Linked DNA regions of Homo sapiens: region 1 is linked to region 2. Evidence: chromatin loops called from intact Hi-C (ENCODE). Cell type or tissue: PC-3. All regions are shown on one strand. Each heading gives the region's core, and the rest is flanking DNA. Links, peaks and the distances in the headings are about the cores only.

What was found. A loop is a pair of places that touch in the nucleus more often than their neighbours do. Peaks named below come from ENCODE experiments on the same cell type or tissue, not always from the same donor. Only the 100,000 strongest peaks of a DNase experiment are listed, where the experiment ranks them.
Region 1: a loop joins it to region 2, with 2.7 times the contacts of the local background. A loop is called at or near these places in 10 of 110 quality-filtered maps.

What each region holds. Positions count from the first base shown.
Region 1 is chr1:94,739,088-94,744,469 of GRCh38, forward strand. The region is part of intron 1 of SLC44A3-AS1 (SLC44A3 antisense RNA 1); the gene reads right to left. Among named protein-coding and RNA genes, the nearest start is that of MIR378G, 4.1 kb to the right of the region's middle. In PC-3, for the core only: a CTCF peak has its summit at 2,634; a DNase peak (open chromatin) is centred at 834.
Region 2 is chr1:94,529,588-94,534,969 of GRCh38, forward strand. It overlaps F3 (coagulation factor III, tissue factor), which reads right to left. Exons shown (of 6, transcript NM_001993.5): 4 at 3,503-3,681; 5 at 2,734-2,893; 6 at 1-1,009. The coding sequence ends at 873. Among named protein-coding and RNA genes, the nearest start is that of F3, 9.5 kb to the right of the region's middle. In PC-3, for the core only: a CTCF peak has its summit at 2,660; a DNase peak (open chromatin) is centred at 2,714.

The sequences.
Region 1 (5,382 bases), core at 266-5,265, 210 kb after region 2:
ACTGGAAGTAAGTATTATTACTTCCATCTTATAGATGAGGAAACTAAAACTCAGAGATGTTGTGTGAACTTGACCAAGGTCACACAGTTGTTAAGTAGCAAATTTAGGATTTGATCCAAAGCACAACAAAGTGAGATGCTGGACATTAGCAACCAGAACAGAGATTTCTCTGAAACTCTGAAGAGGAATAAAGAGCTTCCTGTCTAATCCCAGCAACTATCACATTAAGAAAAAAATCTTAAAAACATCTCTTGGGGTAATATGAAAAATACAAGATTAGGAATCATAAGATCTGGGTCTTAATCCCTACTTTACTACTTTCAAGCTGAATGATCAGGGACAATTTATTGATTACCGCTGAGCATCGGTTTTCTCATCTCACATGGAAATTACAGGGCTATTGTGAGTAATTATGTTTTAACTGTTAATCTCTACAAAAATGTAGTTCGACCACAGGCATTTCCAAAGAGTCTCATCACCCAGATCCTGGGAAGAACCTGGCTTCTCTACTCAAGTCAAGTTGGACAGCCATTGCTGAGGCTGTCCAAAGACAATGTTCTCTTTCTCATAACATCAGCGATGACACAGGGAAAGCGAGCATGTCAGGCCATGGGGCTGCTTCTCTAATAGGCTGGCCATGTTTGGAACATAGGTCTGGGCCTCTTTTGGCCAGTAACCACAAGGACAGGACGAACAGACGCAAGGGCATGCCTCCAAGTGGCTGGCCAGCACCCGGGGGCTTTGGAACACTGTGGTTAACCTCAGGGCCTGGCAGGAGGGAAAAGTCCTAGCTCCCAAGTTAGTCGCTTCCACAAAAGTAAACCAAAATGAGTCATATGAAGATGGAGAAACCACCAGAGACAGCTTTCCATGTAAGGATCACAGTAAAGAATAAAAGCCAGCAATGGGAGAACTCTAAGCCCTTGGATGGCTGATGTTTCCTTCTTAGTCAGTATGTGAGATGTGTGGCCAGACACGAGCATGGGTATGTGTGTGTGTGCAGTGAGGGAAATCTGTGTGTATTCTTCTGCCTCCTCTGTGGCTGGTTTGCCAGCTGCTGCTCAACATCATTCAAGTGGATTGGAAACTTATACAGTAGTATTATTAGAGGGTGACCCTGGTTCTTTTTGATATTACAAAATTGCCCTTTAAAAAGCTTTTCTTGCTTTGACTCTGAGAGGGGGCATGGAGTGGGGTCCATATATTCTACCTGTGCACATATGCATGTAAATATGAGTGGATAAGCAAGGACAGCCAGAGCTCTTGAAAGTAAATGTCTCAGTAGACGGGTTGGAAGACAAAATTGAGGAAATAGTCCCAAATGTAATGAAGAAAGGATGGAAATTATGAGGGAAAAGTTGAAAGAAATGTAGGATCATTTCACAAAGTCCAACATCCATCTAGCAGGATTCCAGAAAAAAAAAAGTGAAGATGAGGGGAAACATTATCAAAGGAAAGACAAGAATTTCAGACTGGAAGGACCCACCGAATATTGAGCAAAAAGAGTAAAAAGGGACCCATATACACTGTGATAAAATTTAGAAATATAAAAATAATATTCTCAGTGATTTCAGAAAGTAGATACTCTAGAAAAATAAGAATTAGCCCAAGCTTTGCCTTCTTGTCAGTAATTTTGGATGCCAGAAGAGTAACCTAGTGAAGCAATCGATGCCTTTGTAGTACCAAGGGAATTTGATTTTCCATTTAGAATCATCAATCCCAGTCAAACCATTCAAATGTCAGAGCAAATAGTTTTTCAGAACCACACTACTTGATCCTTCAGTAAATAATATGTATACAGTTATATTATAAAAATTCATTATTGATTTTTGTTCTTCAGAATTAACCTATAGACAAAATAAAAACTCAACTGTTTATCCCCCTATTCTGAAAGATTACCTGTGTGCACACTCCAGTAAGATAAAAGAGGAATCTAAGAAAAAGAAATTCATAGGATCCAAGAAACATTAGAAATAATTTAAGGATGTAATTAAAATTTTAGAAAAATACGATGGTAACTGTGGTACATACCTAGAAGATGATGAGACAAAATTAGGTCATTCAAAATGGTATGCTTAAGAATCTGGATGATCTTCATGATATGGTAAAGAGGATGTATGTGTCTATTGTCAATTACTTTAAAAACGAAAAGCAAATAGGAGCCCCAGAATAAAACAAAAATCAGAATTAGAAGCAACCTAAATTAGGACATAGTTTGGAAAAACTGATTAGGGTAGGAAAAGAGAATTCATTTTCTTTTGCATTGCCTAGGATTATTTATTTCTTACTTCATTCTTCAGTAAATAATTTTTATATATTCACAGGATTGACATTGGGGAAGAAACTGTATATTGGTTTTCAATATTTAGAATCAAATTTTAAACAAAGCAGGGAAGACTTAACTATGGTTTCAGAGTAGAATATAATTATTACAAACCCAGTAAATACAAAAGAGAATCCAGGAAAGGCAGAAGTTAGAAGGTGAAGGAAGTAGGAAGGGTGGAGGGGAAAATGGGGTAATGAGTTCCTCATTTTTCTTGTAAGGAATCAAGTGGAATACAGTCTAAAATTATGAAGATGGAAAGACACAGAGGCAGTGGAGGATAACACACACCCTCATGTGGCAGGAGTCAATAAATACTGTTGAAAGTTGATAAATCAAAAAAGAGAGGTATAAGCATATTACTCAGTATTTTGTGGCAACCACCTAACGAACTGAAACCAGAACTGGTTAAAGTGGATTGCCGTTGGGAGTGGGAGGGAGTGAGGACAAGGAGAAGGAGACTTTGCATAGTGTTTTGTCCTATTTGAGTGTAACTTCCATCACATGTGGGCATTACTTTTAAAATAAAACTGGGAAGAAGAATAAGATTACCAAGCGTTGACATTGGGGAAGAAACAGAAGCTTTTATACCCTGTTTGCAAGAGTGAAAACTGAATTGGTCCAAGCTTTTTTTAAAAAAAGTCATGAAATGCTGAGAAAACTTGAAGTTATGTGTGTGCCTTTAGGAGTTCTATTTTAAGTAAGACATGGAAGTTTTAATACACTTATGCTGCAAACTGGGAAGTGCTAGGGAACCCACATCCTCCCCATCAGCCTGGCTGGAGCCATCTGGGACAAGCATCTATTTGTTACAGAAATTTTATACAGCAGGAGCTTGAGAGTGACTCTGTCACTTACCTCATGAATGCACAAACTCCTGAGAAGAGGAGCCGGAGGGAACGGCAGTGGCCTTTCCTGAAGAAATGAGGGATGCTTTTCTCTCACAACTTCATGGCAGGCCACAATTTTGTCTTACACCATATTGTCACAGGAAGAAATGCTGCCTGCGGAGACTCAAGAACAGGACACAGACCAAACAGGAAAATCCCAATGAGACCATGGATCCCTGGAGGGGATCCTCTTTTGCAACCCTCAAAGGCAAAGCACTTTGCAGGCAGTAGGCATTTATATTAGTGTGCTAGGGCTGCCATAACAGAATAGCATACACTGGGGGTGCTTACACAACAAATATTTATTTTCGTACAGTCCTGGAGGCTCAAGTTTGAGATTAAGGTGCACCAGGATTGGTTTCTGGTAAGGCCTCTCTTCCTGGCTTGCAGACAGCCACCTTCTTGGTGTGTCATCACATGACTTTTTCTCTGTGTATACAAAGAGAGAGAGAGATCTCTAGTGTCTCTTTTTATAAGGACACCAGTCCTATCAGCTTAGGATCCAATCCTTATGACCTCATTTAACCTTGATTACCTTCTTGAAGGTGTTATCTCCAAATACAGTCATATTGGTAGTTAGGGCTTCAACATATGAATTTGGAGGTGACACGATTCAGTCCATAACAGTATGGAATAAGCACCTATGGTTATTGAATAATGAATGCTCTGACTGCTTTCCTGGATACATGGGGGCCCTAATTTTTATGCTACATAATGGATGCTGTAAGGAGAAAGAAACTATCCTTCTTGTTCACACCCATCTTTTCCCTCCTCAAGGTGGATGTCATTGCTAATATGATTGCACTGCTAAGGTCATCAAGAGGGCAGTTTTTACAGTGTCCCTATGAGATGGCAGGGACTTGCTCACCCATCACTCAGCAAACATCCACATGTCCATGACCAGCTACTGCCCCCCTCACACCTGGCCCCACATTGGGACCTGGCTCATTCTATCTTCATCACTACCAGCTATGGTCTGAATTTTTGTGTCCCCTTCCTCCACAGATTAATATGTTGAATCCTAATTACCAACTCGATAGTATTAGGAGATGGGACCTTTGAGAAGTGATTAGGTTATAAGGATGGAGCCCTCATGGACCGGATTAATGGAAAGAGAAGAAAAGAAAAGAAAAAAGAAAAGAAAAGAAAAGGAAAGAAAGGGGTCCAGAGAGCTGCCTTGCCCTTCTACTATGTGAGGACACAGCAAGAAGGCATCATCTATGATCCAGGAAGTGGGCCCTCACCAGACACCAAATCTGCTGGTGCTTTGATCTTGAACTTACCAGTCTTCAGAACTGTGAGCAACAAATTTCTGTTGTTTAAAAGCCACCCAGTTTAAGGTATGTTTGTTATAGTCGCCCAAACAGACCAAAATGCTCTCTCTTTCTAACCAAGGGGTAATGAGAGGCTGAGATCTGTATTCATTTTTAGGGGTAAATAATGGGGGCTCCACTTCAGTTTATAGCCTTAATTGTATGCTCTCTGGAGGAGGAGAAAATGGGGATGGGCAGAGATGTAGAATAGATATTGTACACACCCCACAAAAAAATAGCAGCCTTTGTTTTCCATTTGCTGTCTTCTCTCTGTCCTACCATCTGTCCTCAGAGAGAAGAGGCCTCACAGGCAAGAAGAACACGAGAACACAGATGCTCCCAGGGTCCCTGGAAAAATGCCATCAAAATCTAGTGTACATCTGTAACAAAGACAGTTTATTGTTCCAAGAGGCTGCATGTTTCACCTAATAAAGAGTCATATAAACATAAGGAAGCTCTGGCCTCAAGCTACAAATGCATTTGCTCACTGAGTGCCTGACTGGAGGACAGACTGTGCTTCCTGAACAAACCAGAACCATATAAAAACAATCCTCCCTGAGTACACAGGACCCAAAGTGATTTCTCAGGATGCTCATTTCCTTTCACAAGTAGTCCCAGGTAGTATGTCATGTCCAGAGCAGTCCTGGTACTCTCCTAGAACACCACAGCTCAACATCCTTTCGGTTCACTGTCCAGAGGCCTAGCATGCTCATTTCCTCTCTAAACCCCTTGACTCTCAGAAATGTCCCTAACACATTTACAGTTTACAAAGTATTTTCACATGTCATTTAATTCTTGCAAGTACTCTGTGAGATGACAGAGACTCAATCATTCATTTATTCAGCAAGCACTAATC
Region 2 (5,382 bases), core at 200-5,199:
TGCCCAGAATACCAATGTCTCCTGCACTTAACACATTAATACAAAGTTTGCCAATTGTTTTGAATTTCCAAATGTATTCCTGAAAAAAAAAAGAACCTAAACACTATATTATAGACATATGTTAGAAAAGTCCTAGAAATGCACCCAATTTCCTTCCATTTTACTTTCCTACATGGATTGAAGTCAGCCCCTCAAAAGCTTTTCGGCTGGGCATGGTGGTTCACGCCCATAATACTAGCACTTTGGGAGGCCAAGGTGGGTGGATCACCTGAGGTCAGGAATTCAAGACCAGCCTGGCCAAGATGGTGAAACCCCATCTCTACTAAAAAATACAAAAATTAGCTTGGCGTGGTAGTGCGCACCTGTAATCCCAGCTACTCGGGAGGCTGAGGCAGACAATTGCTTGAACCCGAGAGACGGAGGGTGCAGTGAGCCGAGATCGTGCTACTGCACTCCAGCCTGGGCAACAGAGCAAGACTCCGTCTCAAAAAAAAAAAAAAAAAAAAAAAAGCTTTTCAAAAGTCCACCCAGGATTTTTTAAGACATTTTCCCATTTGTTTTTGCTTGGACGACCTGGTTACTCCTTGAGTGCGGAATATATAATCTAAAGCATGTTATGTGCAAAAGGTGCCATGGTGTTAAAAATTAAAACTTGGAATTGGTTGTAGTACCATTCGTTACATTTCAAAGTGACTAATGCTGATGTCAAAACCAGAATGCTAATGGTAATAACAGGTCATATCAAGAGTTTTTTGAACTCCAGGGTCTTCATGCTCCGAAATACTCATTTGCGTTTCCATGTATTCTATCCTCTTAAAAGTTCTCGGTCACAGTGCAATATAGCATTTGCAGTAGCTCCAACAGTGCTTCCTTTATGAAACATTCAGTGGGGAGTTCTCCTTCCAGCTCTGCCCCACTCCTGCCTTTCTACACTTGTGTAGAGATATAGCCAGGATGATGACAAGGATGATGACCACAAATACCACAGCTCCAATGATGTAGAATATTTCTGAAAAATAAAGGGCATCTAGTCAACTTGGAGAGCTCAAATCCCATTTATCAGTGGACAAAATTGACGGCATAACCCCAAATTACACCATCCTATTTTTGTGCAATTTGACTTTCTTTCACTCTTTCCACCACACTTACATTAGGAAAGAATTTGTCAAAACCTGAACGTTTCAGAGTAATTGACAATGGCTAAACACATTTAATGGGCATTTAATAAACTGAATAATGCACAGTCCAGAAAAGATATGTAGTTGGAGGTAAGAACAATGGCTGGAAAGAAGTGCCTAAAAACGATGCTGAGATTGATGGCAATGATTATAACGGAAGGTGAACCCTAAGTGCAAAGTGGGAGATCCAAAGTGCTACCAGGATTTGGGTGAAGAAGAGATAGTAACTAGTTGGTGCAGTAGCAAGGCCTTCTGGTGGAAGTGGCGTTTGAAATGCCTCTCCAAGATAGAGAACGGCCAGGGAAGCAGAGAAGTGTGTGTGCACAAAAGGAGAGGCAGTGGAATTAGAGCTAGGCTTTAGGACAATGACTGAAGGCTGTGGGTAGGATGGCTCAGAGGGGTGCAGGACCAGAGGTAAAGAGAAACCTCTCCTGTCAGTGGCAATAAACAGGAGAGAACAGTTTATTTAAAGTGTTTTAAAATGTTCAAATATCATCTTCACATGGAGCTAAGCCATCATTTCTTTTTTCGTTGTTTCTTTTTTTTTTTTTTTTGAGATGGAATCTCGCTCTGTCACCCAGGCTGGAGTACAGTGGTCCAATCTCAGCTCACTTCAGCCTCCGCCTCCCAGGTTCAAGCAATTCTCCTGCCTCAACCTCCTGAGTAGCTGGGACTACAGACACGTGCAACCACACCCAGCTACTTTTTGTATTTTGAGTAGAGATGGGCTTTTACCATGTTGGCCAGGCTGGTCCCAAACTCCTGACCTCAAGTGATTTGCCTGTCTGGGCCTCCCAAAGTGCAGGGACTACAGGCGTGAGCCACCACACCCAGCGTAAGCCATCGTTTATATCCCCTGACTCTTTTCTTCACTGGAAGTACTCAGAATACTTTCCCTGTAAGGCATGGATCGAGACACACAGGCTTGCAGCTTCCTGCAAGAGTCTGAAGGCCCACAGCACTTCCGGTTAGGGACTGTTCCTCGCACAATGGGCCTGAGCTCCCAACATATGCACATGCATGTACACACACGTGTCCGCCATATACACACATGCATGCATGTGGGTATATTTGATATACTCAATCCCTTCCCTTGATGGGTTAGACTCTACAGCCTCTGTGGCAACAGCCCACAGTGGGTACTCACGAATGTCTACTGTGTCCTGCTGCAGCTGGTCCAGAAGCCACCCCCAGAATTAGAATTTAAGCATGAAAAAATGCCCAGGGAAATCTGTGACTTGTTGCTAAATCCTAAACACAGTTTGTGTATCCAGTGCTCAGCAGAGGGCTTAGCACATGACAGGTGCTCAAGAAAACACCTGCTAATACAAGGGCACAATCAACACAGAAACATTTCTAAATGTCCAAAATCTTTTTTGTACCAAAGCAAAATCAAAACCAAAACAAACAAATAACAACAAAAAACCTCCAGGCAGTTTGTTTTCCTGAATATTTAACCAAGGAAGTATATCCCAGCCCTGAGGGTGGAGCTACTCCTCCAGAAGTCACCCACAGCACCCATACCCCCAGGCAAATGGCTGGCAGAGCCACTCACCTCTGAATTCCCCTTTCTCCTGGCCCATACACTCTACCGGGCTGTCTGTACTCTTCCGGTTAACTGTTCGGGAGGGAATCACTGCTTGAACACTGAAACAGTAGTTTTCTCCTTTATCCACATCAATCAAAAACTCATTAGTGTTTGTTTTGGCTGTTTTCTGTAAAAAGATAGAGTTCTTAATTCATCTGGGCTCTGAGTCAATTCTTTCCCCTTTATTAAGTCACTGTGGAAGTAAAAACCTAGGTTCTAAGCAAAGCCTACAAGAACACAGCTGACACGTGAAGGATTAGAAGTGACTTCGCTAATCAGTTTCCCTTGATCACTGCTAAAAATGCCTTTTCCAAGACTGAGAAGATCCAATTTAGGCATATTGAACCCTATTGAGCCCCTTTAGAAGATATCTGCAGTAAAAGAAAAAGGAAGGGAGTATTATGCATTGAACCAAAAACAAATTTTGTGCCTGGGATCCTCAATAGAGGGAGAAATGTGAGCATGGCGGGACCTTTAGAGATGACCTGATCCAGCCGGTTGGCTGAGGAACCTGGGTCTCCGAGGGGGCCCTGCCCAGAGTCACAGGGTAGTGCAGAGTCACAGGTAGGACCAGGCCTGTTGTCCACCCCTCCCCACAGTGCGCGCTCCCCCTTCTACTCCATCACCTTCTCAACAACTCTGTTCTGCTATTTTTGAATTGGGGAAGAAATGGGTTGTAAAACCCAAGTATTCACAATTTAAAACAGGTCATAAAAACAAATTAAAAAATGCTCACCTTTCCTGAACTTGAAGATTTCCAATAATAAAGTGTATAAATTAAGTCCTTGCCAAAAACATCCCGGAGGCTTAGGAAAGTGTTGTTCCTTCTGACTAAAGTCCGTTCATCTTCTACGGTCACATTCACTTTTGTTCCCACCTGTTCAAAACTCTGAATTGTTGGCTGTCCGAGGTTTGCTGAAACAAAGGAAATGAGCTTGGTTGGAACCAAAGAATTCTGTACAAAGTCAAATCCTGTTTTGTTATCACAATTGACAACTTAATTATCTCTCATATAAAACATGTGCATAGAACCAGCTCCCTGAAAGAAGCAGGCGTGGCGGCCTGGAGCTGAATCCTAAGACATTCTGTGGTAGTGCTGGCCCAAGGGGAAGACAATGGAGCCTCAGATGTCATTTTAAGTTTTCTAGTAGTCACATTAGAAAAAGTAAAAAGGAACAGGTGAAATTAATTTTAATAATATATTTTATTTAACCAAAGACAGTTGACCCCTGAACAACATGGGTTTGAACTCTGTGGATCCACTTGTATGCAAATTTTTTTAAATAAAAGTTACACCAAGTGTGCCGCCTCCTACTTCCTCCATCTTTTCTCCTGCCGTGGCCCCTGCTCTTCCTCCTCCTCCTCCTCCTCAGCCTACTCAACATGAAGATGACGAGGATGAACACCTTTATGATGATCCACTTCCACTTTATCAATAGTAAATATATTTTCTCTTCCTTATAATTCTTTCTCTTCCTTCCTTCTTTCTTTTCTTTTCTTTTCTTTTTTTTCTTTCTTTCCCTTTCTTTTTTAGACAGAGTCTCGCTCTGTCACCCAGGCCGGAGTGCAGTGGCGCAATCTCAGTTCACTGCAACCTCCTCCACCTGGGTTGAAGTGATTCTCCTGCCTCAGCCTCCCAAGTAGCTGGGATTACAGGCACCCACAACCACGCCTGGCTAATTTTTGTATTTTTAGTAGAGATGGGGTTTCACCATGTTGGCCAGGCTGGTCTTGAACTCCTGACCTCAAGTGATCCACCCGCCTTAGCATCCCAAAGTTCTGAGATTACAGGCACGAGCCACCATGCCCAGCCTCTTTTCCTTATAATTTTCTTAATAACATTTTCTTTCCTCTAGCTTACTTTATTGTAAGAATACAGTATATAATACACGCAACATGAAAAATGTGTGTTAATTGACTGTTTATCTTATTGGTAAGGCTGCAGTCAACAGTCAACCGATAGGTAGGCTATTAGTAGTTAAGTTTTTGGGGAGTCAAGTTATACTCGGATTTTCAACTGCACAGGGAGTCGGTGCCTCTCAGCCATGCATTGCTTGAGTCAACTGCATATATCTGGAATATAATCATTTTAATGTGTAATCAATATAAAAAAGTTTTGAGATATTCTACACTTCTTAAATTCCAGTGTGTACTTTATACTTAGAGCATTAGCCATATTTCAAGTGGTCAACAGCCACATGTGGCTAGTGGCTACTATACTGAACAGGGTGGTAGCATAAACTACGATATTTTAGGTTCAAAAATATGTAGGGCTGTGAGAAAGCCCAGGAAATGTCCTTGGTACCTCGAGAAGCCGGATTTAACCACGGGGTCTCTGCAATGGCTCAATTATCTCATGTGCTTTGGTTAAATGACAGGAAAACAAACATCAATTCACAGGCCAAATATGTGTGTGCACATGCAAAACAAACACATAAAATATCTTCTATCTTGCACCAACAAAGGATTTGAAGTAGCTTACAAAAAAACTCAAGAACTATTAATATAAAAGAGAATCATGAGGATGCCATTAATTAGGGGGGAAATGAATGTCAACCATGCCACAGTCACCAGAGGGGCTGCTGACGCTGCTACATTCTTGCCTGGTGCCACAAA